Linked DNA regions of Homo sapiens: regions 1 and 2 are each linked to region 3. Evidence: chromatin contacts called from ENCODE Hi-C or POLR2A ChIA-PET data. All regions are on one chromosome and are shown on one strand. Each heading gives the region's core, a stretch centred on a gene start or an enhancer-like site at or near the end of the contact. The rest is flanking DNA. Distances are from core to core; before and after follow the strand shown. Region 1 holds the start of ERV3-1 (endogenous retrovirus group 3 member 1, envelope). Region 2 has its middle 11 kb from the start of SNORA15B-1. Region 3 holds the start of ZNF107 (zinc finger protein 107).

Region 1 (3,394 bases), core at 895-3,394, 340 kb after region 3:
ATGCCCTTTGTAAATATTTTCTTACCTTTTAAGCCCTACTAATAAAATGCAAGTTACAGTTAAAAAACTGTAGTCAAAATAAGTGAACAAACCTTTTCAAGGTGACAAACCCAGGGAGCTACGGTGCTCATTAAAAAACAGATGTGTTTGACTCATATGTCAAGTCAGGCCACCCAATCCCTTGAGAGATTCTCCCACCCCCATCCTGCTCACTTAAGTGCTCAGTGACCACCCTCTCCAGAGACACTGTACTAGGCCCCATTGAGTGCCCCAAGGTGCATTTCACTTTGCAAGTTGCTGCACCATCTCACTGGGGCCAGGTTTGATTTTTTTTTTTTTTTTTTTTTTGTCTTTTGGGATACTATTTTCTCTTTCATAATTCTTGGAGAATCCAGGTGGCAGTAATTATTTGTTTTTCCCTCATTACCACCATCTGATTGGCTGACCAGCAATGTGTCTTCGAGAAATGGAACCCGGGTTGCTTGAAGACAATCTTAACTTCTCTAAGGGTTTGCTTTTCAAAGGAAGAGTACCCCAGGAGACTCCTCTCAGCCTCAGGGCATCCACCTGCTCCCTTGAGAGGCTACACTCCAACTTCAGGCTGTCCTGTCTCCCATTCCCAGATATGCGAAGTTTCATTCCAGGCCAGGAGCTGAAATTTACTAGACATTGTAGCATACACAGCCACAGTGGATATCTTGATTTATCCCCAGACAGTACTGAAACCCAGAACCAGGGAAAAAACTGAAGGGTGGCTGAGGACACATTACCTTATAAAGTTTCCAAAGGGAAACCCTGACCCAAAAATATTCTGATAAGGTTTCTGTGGCTAGAGGCAATAAAAGGAAAGGAGGCACAGAACATTTTTTACAATACAGTGTCAGGGGATTATTCTTTGCTTTCTTCTCTTGGGAAATCTTTACAAACAGAAAACAAATCTTTTTTAAAATGCCAGCCAATGCTTTGTCAAAAAATGATTAATTAAAATATGGTACCTAAAATGTACACTAAAGTGTACATTAAAGGACAAATAGTTGATAATGTGAATTAGGGAGGGGAAATTGGCATTTGGGAATGTCAGAAGGAACTGGAAATTTAGTATTTTACTGCAAGCCAGAGTTAGGCTGGAGGAATGGGAAATGGGGAGAAGTCTTGAGACCCTGCTTGAGACAGAAGTGAAAAATGCAGAGGAAAATCAGTGCCCTGTGGAGTGTGAAAATAATTAAGTGGCAGGCAATTAGACTGAGGTGGCTCCAGTCCTAGGGTTGCTACTTGCAAAAAAATCTAACTCGAATGATTTTTTTCTAAAGTATTACATTGGGGGAAAATAAAATTCAGGCTTAACCAACTATAAACTGCCAATTAACCTCTCATTACATGACCAGGGAATTTCCACCTTGATCGTACAAATTAAGAAACTACATAACTTTACCTAACCAATTATTGAATTTGCTTTCCTTTATCATGCACTTTATAAAAGTGTTTTCTTCAAGCCCCTTCCATAAACCACAAACTACAAAACATAGCTTGGTGCTCTACAATTCTTGAATTACTCTTTAATTAAATTCTTTAATATTTCTGCGGAGACTTCCACAAATTTTTAATAGAAAAAAAGGGGGACTGGGAACCCCGCAGACCAAAGCTCTTCCCATTCATGAACTCTGCATCCTGAGTCAGTATTCTCCCCTGACGACCGTCCAGTGGTCCCTGCACAATCGGGGAGAGCTGCGGCAGTGGGGGCAGAGCTGCCCACAGAGGACTCCAGAACAAGGCACAGTCACTGCGCAGGGAGGAGACAGGATGCCCGGGGTCCGAGCTGTCAGCCCGGCCGCCATCCTATGGCTGAAGGGGACTGAGGGCCGAGCTGCGCCAAGGAGAACTCGGGGCCGCGGATTTTGGAGCCAGCTGCGGGGAGGCCAGAGTCCCGCCACAGCCACTTCCCACCAGTTCCAACCAGCCCCGCCCCCTCTCTCGGGATGTCGGACCCGGCACTCTCACCATTTCTAGGCTTCCAGTGGGTCCTGGCGTCTTAGCTGTGGATCTCCCAATACCTGCAGGTAACGAGGCCACAGAAGCTGGGCCTCTAGGAGCAGAAGACACAGAGCAGTGAAGACTACACCAGAAGCTCCGGCTGCCGCCAGAGACAAAGGCCCCACCAAACCCGGAAGCCGTCCTGTCTGCTCCAGCTGAGTGCCTGATTGGACGGGTCCCAGCCCAGCGTCCCTGATTGGATAATGTTTAGGGCCCCACCCTCTCAGGCCTTGATTGACAGAAGACGTGCTCAGATGCTGGGCTGAATGTAGAGTGAACCCTAAGCCTTTTCAGGCAGAGCTTCCTCCCTGAGCTGACCCAGGCCCTCCCCAGACGGCATTTGCCTTGTAAGGCAACCGTCTGAAATAAAATGTGAGCCATGTGTGAATTCTAAATTTTCTAGTAGTTAAGAAGAAAGAAGAAACAGGTGAAATTCATTCTAACCATTTAATAACCCAATATATCCAAAATATTATTTTAGTATAGGAGCAATATGTAATTATTAATGTAGTGTATATATTCTTGGAACTAAATCTTTAAATCTAACCCTGTATTTTACCTTTCTAGCACATCGCAGTTCAGACCAGCCATATTCCAGCTATCCTGTAGCCACACATGGCCAATAGCCACCACATTGAAGTGCAGCTCTGATTTCATACTTCCTCTCTCTCTCTCCTCAAACCTCCTGTGCTTCCTTCCCTCCCTCCCTTCTGCTAAGCTGATGCTCACTTCTCCAACGTTACTAGAAGCCCTCAGAGTGAATGTTCTTATCTTCCCACCATCCACCGACTGTGTCTCTGTTCCTTCCACTGTCACTGTGTAATAATTGCCCTTCTGCGGCTGGGCATGGTGGCTCATGCCTGTAATCCCAGCACTTTGGGAGGCTGAGGTGGGAGGACTGCTTGAAGCCAGGAGCTTGAGACCAGCCTGGGCAACATAGTGAGACTCCATCTCTACAAAAAAGTTTAAAAATTAGCCATGGGCTGGGTACGGTGGCTCACGCCTGTAATCTCAGCACTTTGGGAGGCTGAGGTGGGCGGATCACCTGAGGTCAGGAGTTCAAGACCAGCCTGGCCAACATGGTGAAACCCTGTCTCTATAAAAATACAAAAATTAGCTGGGCCTGGTGGCGTGCACCTGTAATTCCAGCTACTTGGGAGGCTGAGGCAGGAGGGTCACTTGAACCCAGGAGGTGGAGGTTGCAGTGAGCCAAGAACGCACCATTGCACTCCAGCCTGGGTGACAGAGCGAGACTGTGTCTCAAAAATAAAAATAAAAGTTAGCAAGGCGTGTTGGTGTGCACCTGTGGTCCCAGCTACTCAGGAGGCTGAGCTGGGAGGATAACTTGAGCTCACGAGTTCAA
Region 2 (3,090 bases), core at 422-2,921, 420 kb after region 3:
TGCCTTGGCCTCCCAAAGTGCTGGGATTATAGGTGTGACCCACTATGCCTGGCCTTGAAAATCCATTTTATTTTATTTTTTTAATTTATTTATTTTTTTGAGACGGAGTCTCGCTGTCACCCAGGCTGAAGTGCAGTGGCACGGTCTCGGCTCATTGCAAACTATGCCTCCCGGGTTCACGCCATTCTCCTGCCTCAGCCTTCCCAGTAGCTGGGACTACAGGCGCGCGCCATCACGCCTGGGTAATTTTTTTTTGTGTGTATTTTCAGTAGAGACGGGGTTTCACCGTGTTAGCCAGGATGGTCTCGATCTCCTGACCTCATGAACCGCCCGCCTCGGCCTCCCAAAGTGCTGGGATTACAGGCGTGAGCCACCATGCCCAGCCGAAAATCCATTTTATTTATTTATTTACTTATTTAGGTGTGACCCACCATGCCTCGCCTTGAAAATCTTATTTATTTATTTAGAGACGGAGTTTTGCTCTTGTTGCCCAGGCTGGAGTGCAATGGCGCGATCTCGGCTCACTGCAACCTCCACCTCCCGGGTTCAAGCAATTCTCTGCCTCAGCCTCCCGAGTAGCTGGGATTACAGGCGCCCGCCACCACGCCTAGCTAATTTTTGTATTTTTAGTAGAGACGGGGTTTCACCATGCTGGCCAGGCTGGTCTTCAACTCCTGACCTGGTGATCCACCCACTCGGCCTCCTAAAGTGCTGGGATTACAGGTGTGAGCCACCGCACCCGGCCAGTCCCTTATATAAATTTTTAAAAAGATGTTTTCTTCGTTTCCTAGCCCCTTCTACCCACCTACAAAGTTCCAAAGGCTTTAATGCTATTGCAACGGCAGTCAGAGGTCAAGCTGGTGGGGGTGCGGTGCAGCTCCCTAACGCGGGGCAGCCTCAAAGGGGGCCGACCCTGCCCAGCACGAATGGCACCGGGCGGTGGGGGACGCTCCCGAGGTCCCGGGAACATGGCTGGGGGAAGTGTTGGGGGGTGCACATACCCAGGCTCAGCTGAGGCGAGTGCGCGGCCAGGGCTGCAGCTGGCGCTGGCTGGCACTTGCGCCGGCCATTGAGGAGCTTCTGGGCGACCCTGCACTCGTGCCTACCAGGCGCCAGCCGGTAGGTGCGCAGCGCCTGCTCCAGCAGCGTCAGGCCTTTGCTGCGCGGACCCCTCAGGCCGGGAAGTCACGCAGGTGGTAGTAGTCCAGGTGGTCGTAAACTCCTCCTCATAGCTTATGGGTGGTGGCGGCTGGGCTGAAGACGGCGGACAGGACATCCCGCCCGGCCGCCTGTGGTCACCCTCCCGCGCAGGCGCTCTCCTGGAAGACCCAGCACCTGGAGTTCCGATTGGCTCTGCGTGAGGGGCGGGCCTTTGCGACATCTTGGGGGGCGCCTTCGGTGACGTCACAGGGGCGGGCCTTCTGTCACGTCACAAGGGCTGTACAGTGCCTGGAGCTGGGCAGTCTTCTCAGAGTGGAGCCTGGTAACCGCGACCTCCCCGCCAGTTCCTGTGTGTTGCTGGCTGGAAAGGGGTAGTTGACAAACTCCCACCCAGCACAGTATTTATGTCGGTCAAAAATGGAAAACTATGTGTCCGGGCGTGGCCAGGAAGGAGGATCCCTTCAGGCCAAGAGCAGCCTAGCAATATGGCGCAACCCCACCTCTGTAGTCCAACCTCAGCCTCCCAGCTACTTGAACCCCAAGATTCAAGGCTCCAATGATCTGTGATCTCACCACAGCACTCCTGCCTGCGAGACTGAGGTAAACCCTGTATAAAAAAATAAAAAAGAAAACTATGCAAGTGTACAACCGGGAGGGACTGCTTAAAGAACACATGAGGCTGCCTGGGCCGTGCTATCCCGGCACTTTGGGAGGCCGAGGCAGGAGGATGGCTTGTGTTCAGGAGTTCGAGATGCGCCTGGGCAACATGACGCAACCCCGTCTCTACGGAAGATACAAAGATTAGCCAGGCGCGGTGCACGCTTGGCCTAATTTTTGTATCTTTCGTAGAGATGGGGGGGTCTTGCTATGTTGCCCGGGCCGGTCTCGAACTCCTGGGTTCAAGCGATCTTCTCACCTTGGCCTTTAGAGTTGTTGGGATTACAGGCGTGAGCCACCGCACCCTCCTGGGCTAGGCTATTTAATAACATAAGAAAGTGCGGTGGCTCACGCCTGTAATCCCAACACTTTGGGAGGCCGAGGCGGGTGGATCACCTGAGGTCAGGAGTTTGAGACCATCCTTGCCAATATGGTGAAACCCAGTCTCTACAAAAAAATACAAAAATTAGGCCGAGCGCGGTGGCTCACACCTGTAATCTCAGCACTTTGGGAAGCTGAGGCGGGCTGATCACCTGAGGTTGGGAGTTCAAGACCAGCCTGACCAACATGGAGAAATCCCATCTCTACTAAAAATACAAAATTAGCCGGGCATGGTGGTGCATGCCTGTAGTCCCAGCTACTCAGGAGGTTAAGACAGGAGAATCTCTTGAACCCAGGTGGCGGAGGTTGCAGTGAGCCGAGAAGCATCACTGCACCCTAGTCAGGGCGACAGAGCAAGACTCCAGAGCTTGAGACCAGCCTGGGCCATGTAGTGAAACCCTGTTTATACAAAACAAACAAAAAAAGCCAGGTGTACCTGTGTCCACCTGTGGCCCTGCTACTTAAGAGGCTGAGGCAGGAGGATAAGTTGAGGCCAGGAGCTGAAGGCTGCAGTGAGCTATGGTCATCCCACTGCTCTCCATCCTGAGCAATAGAATGAAACCTTGTCTCTAGATAGCTAGCTAGCTAGGTAATTGATACGTAGTTTTCTATCGGAAATCTTTTTCCTAGACTTGAACATGTTTTTCTAAAGTAGCATTCAACACATCAGCATTTTACAGTGTTATTAGTTGTTAATATGATTATGTTTTTCTGAAATACAGTATTCTTTACCAAAGCAGTGTTGTCTTTCAAAGCACATACATAGGTCCTCCAGTGAATTTGTCTGATGTTGGCGACCTTCACTTTCTGGTGACTGAGTCAACAGTATCTGTTTCATAAATAATGTAGCCCTATTTTTTTTGAGACAGGGTCTTGTTCTGTTACCTGGGC
Region 3 (3,127 bases), core at 40-2,539:
TAGATAAAATGTTTCTAACTTTCTTCCTTAAAAGCATATTTTACTTTTGTTTATACATTCTCTATGCAGAATTGTTTTTCATACATCTAGTAGTTTTAATTATATACATATTAATTACATTAATTCTTAACAACCTTAGGTTATTTTATTCCTGCTGTCCTCTGCTCTTTTTATGGCCACGGTCTGTTCCACCTCAGAACTGAAGAGAGATGTTGGTAGGGAGAGGCTCTTCCCTCACCTCTGGCAGAAAAGGAATGTTCAGGCCCTTCAAACCCCTGTTGTCAAAGCTGCACTTTAATGTGACAGCTATTGGCCATGTATGGCTACTGGGTGTCCGGAATGTGGCTGGTCAGAACTGCGATGTGCTAGAAAGGTAAAATACAGAGTTAAAGATTTAGTTCCAAAAATATACACACTTTATTAATAATTACATATTGCTCAGATATTAATATAATATTTTTGATATAGTGGGTTAATTAAATGGTTAGAATGAATTCCACCTGTTTCTTCTTCCTTCCTTTTTTTTTTTTTTTTTTTTTGAGACGGAGTCTCACTCCGTCGTCCAGGCTGGAGTGCAGTGGCACTATCTCGGTTCACTGCAAGCTCTGCCTCCTGGGTTCACACCATTCTCCTGCCTCAGCCTCCCGAGTAGCTGGGACTACAGGCCCCCGCCACCGCGCCGGGCTAATTTTTTGTATTTTTAGTAGAGACGGGGTTTCACCGTGTTAGCCAGGATGGTCTCGATCTCCTGACCTCGTGATCCGCCCACCACGGCCTCCCAAAGTGCTGGGATTACAGGCGTGAGCCACCGCGCCTGGCCTTCTTCTTCCTTCTTGAAGTTTGACTGCTAGAAAATTTAGAATACACATGTGGCTCACGTTTTATTTCAGAGGATTGCCTCCTTTTTAAACTCTCAATCGGCCTGCTCAAAGGACCAGAATTCAGAAAGGGCATAAAATCTGGAATTTTAAAATAATTGTTATATTATTTTCATGTGTGAATAGCCACATAATATATTATTTATAAATGCATATGACTTTATATACAGGTTAAATGCAAATGCCTTCTGGGGTGGACCTGGCTCAACTCAGGGAGGAGCCCTGCCTGAAAAGGCTGCAGCTTAGGTTTCACTTTATCTTCTTCCAGCCCAGCATCTGAGCACAGCTTCTGTCACTCAGGGCCTGAGGGAGCAGGGCAGCAAACGTTATCCAATCAGGACTGCTGGGCTGGGAACCGTCCAATCAGGCACGCAGCTGGAGCGGACAGGACGGCTTCCGGGATTTGGCGGGGCCTTTGTCTCTGGCTGCAGCCGGAGCTCCTGCTCTCCTCCTCACTGCTCAGTGTCCTCTGCTCCTAGAGGCCCAGCCTCTGTGTCCCTGTGACCTGCAGATATTGGGAGATCCACAGCTAAGACGCCGGGACTCCCTGGAAACCTAGAAATGGTGAGAGTGCTGGGTCCGACATCCCGAGAGAGGGGGAGGGGCTGGTTGGAACCGATCGGAAGTGGCTGTGGCTGGACTCGGGCCTCCAAAGTCCGCGGCCCCAAGTTCTCCTTGGCGCAGCTCGGCCCTCAGTCCCCCGCGGCCCCGAGTTCTCCTTGGCGCAGCTCGGTCCTCAGTCCCCTTCAGCCGTAAGATGGCGGCTGGGCTGACAGCCGGGACCCTGGGCGTCCTGTCTCCTCCCTGCTCAGTGACTGTGCCCTGGCCTGGAGCCCTCTCCGGGCGGCTTTGCACCCGCAGCGCGGCATCTCTCCCCGATTGTGCAGGGATGCCGGGAGGGTCATCAGGGGAGAATCCTGACTCGGGATGCGGGGTTCATGAATGGGAAAAGCTTTAGTCTGTGGGGTTCCTAGTCCATCTTTTTTCTCTTAAAAATCTATGGAAGTCACCACAAAAATGTTAAAGAATTTAATCAAAGAGTAATTGAAGAATTATAGAGCACCCAGCTGTGGTTTGTAGTTTATTTTCCATGGGAGGGGCTTGAAGAAAAGACTTTTAGAAGGTGCATGATAAAGGAAAGCAAACTCAATAATTGGTTAGGTAGAGTTACGTAGTTTCTTAGTTTTAGATGAAGGTGGAAATTTTCTGGTCACGTAATCAGAGCTTAATTGGCAGTTCATGGTTGATTAAGTCTAAATTTTGTTTTCCCCAATGTAGTAATTTACAAAAAAAAAGCATTTGAGTTAGATTTTTTAAAAAGTAAAAACCCTGGGACTAGAGCCACCTCAGTCTAATTGCCTGCCATTTAGTTATTTTCACACTCCACAGGGGACAGATTTTCCCCTGCAACTTTCACGTGTCTCAAGCAGGGTCTCAAGACTACTCCCTATTCCCCATTCTTTTAGCCTAACTGACTTTCAGTAAAATGCTAAATTTCCAGTTTCCTTTGACATTCCCAAATCCCAGCTTCCCCTCCCTAATTCACATTATCAACTATTTGTCCTTTAGTGTACATTTTAGATACTGTATTTTAATTAATCATTGTTGACAAATTATTGGGTGGCACTTTAAACAAATTGTTTGCTGTTTGAAAATATTTCCAATGAGAAGAAAACAAAAAATAATCCCCTGACACTGTATTGTAAAAAAAAGTCTGTGCCTATTTTCCTTTTATCTTCCCTAGGCGCAGAGATCTTATCAGAATGTTTTTGGGTCAAGGTTTCCCTTTGGAAACTTTACAGGGTGATGTGTCCTCAGCCACCTTTCGGTTTTCTCCTGGTCCTGGGTTTCAGTACTGTCTGGGGATAAATCAAGATATCAACTGTGGCTGTGTATGCTAGAATCTCTAGTAAATTTCAGCTCCTGGCCTGGAATGGAACTCTGGGTATCTGGGAATGGGAGACAGAGGACAATCTGAGGTTGGAGTGTAGCCTCTCAAGGGAGCAGGTGGATGCCCTGGGGCTGAGAGGAATCTCCTGGTATACCCTTCCTTTGGAAAGCTAACCCTTTGAGGCATTAAGATTGTGTTCACTCAACCCGACTTCCATTTCTCAGAGGTACATTGCTGGTCAGCCAATCAGATGCTGGTATTGAGAGGAAAACTCAGAAATAATTTCTGCCCCCTGGATTCTCTAAGATTTGTGAAAGAAAAAATAGTATTCCAGAAGACAAAAAAAAAAAAAAATCAA

The links. Hi-C counts contacts between places; a loop is a spot of excess contacts on that map. ChIA-PET counts read pairs that join two places held with the same protein, here RNA polymerase II (POLR2A). Pooled maps may share reads with other maps.
Region 1: a loop to region 3 is called in a map of CD8-positive, alpha-beta T cell, with 25 times the contacts of the local background. The contact joins the promoter of ERV3-1 here to the promoter of ZNF107 in region 3. A Hi-C loop is called at or near these places in 7 of 168 maps with a recorded cell type or tissue (B cell, CD4-positive, alpha-beta T cell, CD4-positive, alpha-beta memory T cell and 3 more), 23 of 37 single-sample maps with no recorded cell type and 20 of 50 pooled maps. POLR2A ChIA-PET finds 5 or more read pairs at or near these places in 16 of 52 experiments (CD4-positive, alpha-beta T cell, CD4-positive, alpha-beta memory T cell, CD8-positive, alpha-beta T cell and 11 more).
Region 2: a loop to region 3 is called in a map of B cell, with 18 times the contacts of the local background. The contact joins the enhancer-like site here to the promoter of ZNF107 in region 3. A Hi-C loop is called at or near these places in 1 of 168 maps with a recorded cell type or tissue (B cell), 3 of 37 single-sample maps with no recorded cell type and 10 of 50 pooled maps.

What each region holds. Positions count from the first base shown.
Region 1 is chr7:65,004,543-65,007,936 of GRCh38, forward strand. ERV3-1 (endogenous retrovirus group 3 member 1, envelope) reads right to left here and starts at 2,145. Exons shown (of 2, transcript NM_001007253.4): 1 at 1,999-2,145. It overlaps ERV3-1-ZNF117 (ERV3-1-ZNF117 readthrough), which reads right to left and starts at 2,204. Exons shown (of 4, transcript NM_001348050.2): 1 at 1,999-2,204. RefSeq lists an enhancer at 2,076-2,135 and a silencer at 2,236-2,405.
Region 2 is chr7:65,079,946-65,083,035 of GRCh38, forward strand. No RefSeq gene overlaps it. Among named protein-coding and RNA genes, the nearest start is that of SNORA15B-1, 11 kb to the left of the region's middle. RefSeq lists an enhancer at 650-1,544. Within about 2 kb of position 1,672, at least 29 of the 41 ENCODE cell types and tissues checked have a DNase peak (open chromatin) inside an H3K27ac peak, as active enhancers do; they include B cell, where a contact is called at or near this core.
Region 3 is chr7:64,664,844-64,667,970 of GRCh38, forward strand. ZNF107 (zinc finger protein 107) reads left to right here and starts at 1,290. Exons shown (of 4, transcript NM_001282359.2): 1 at 1,290-1,442. The coding sequence starts at 1,440. RefSeq lists enhancers at 1,028-1,177, 1,328-1,477, 1,498-1,617.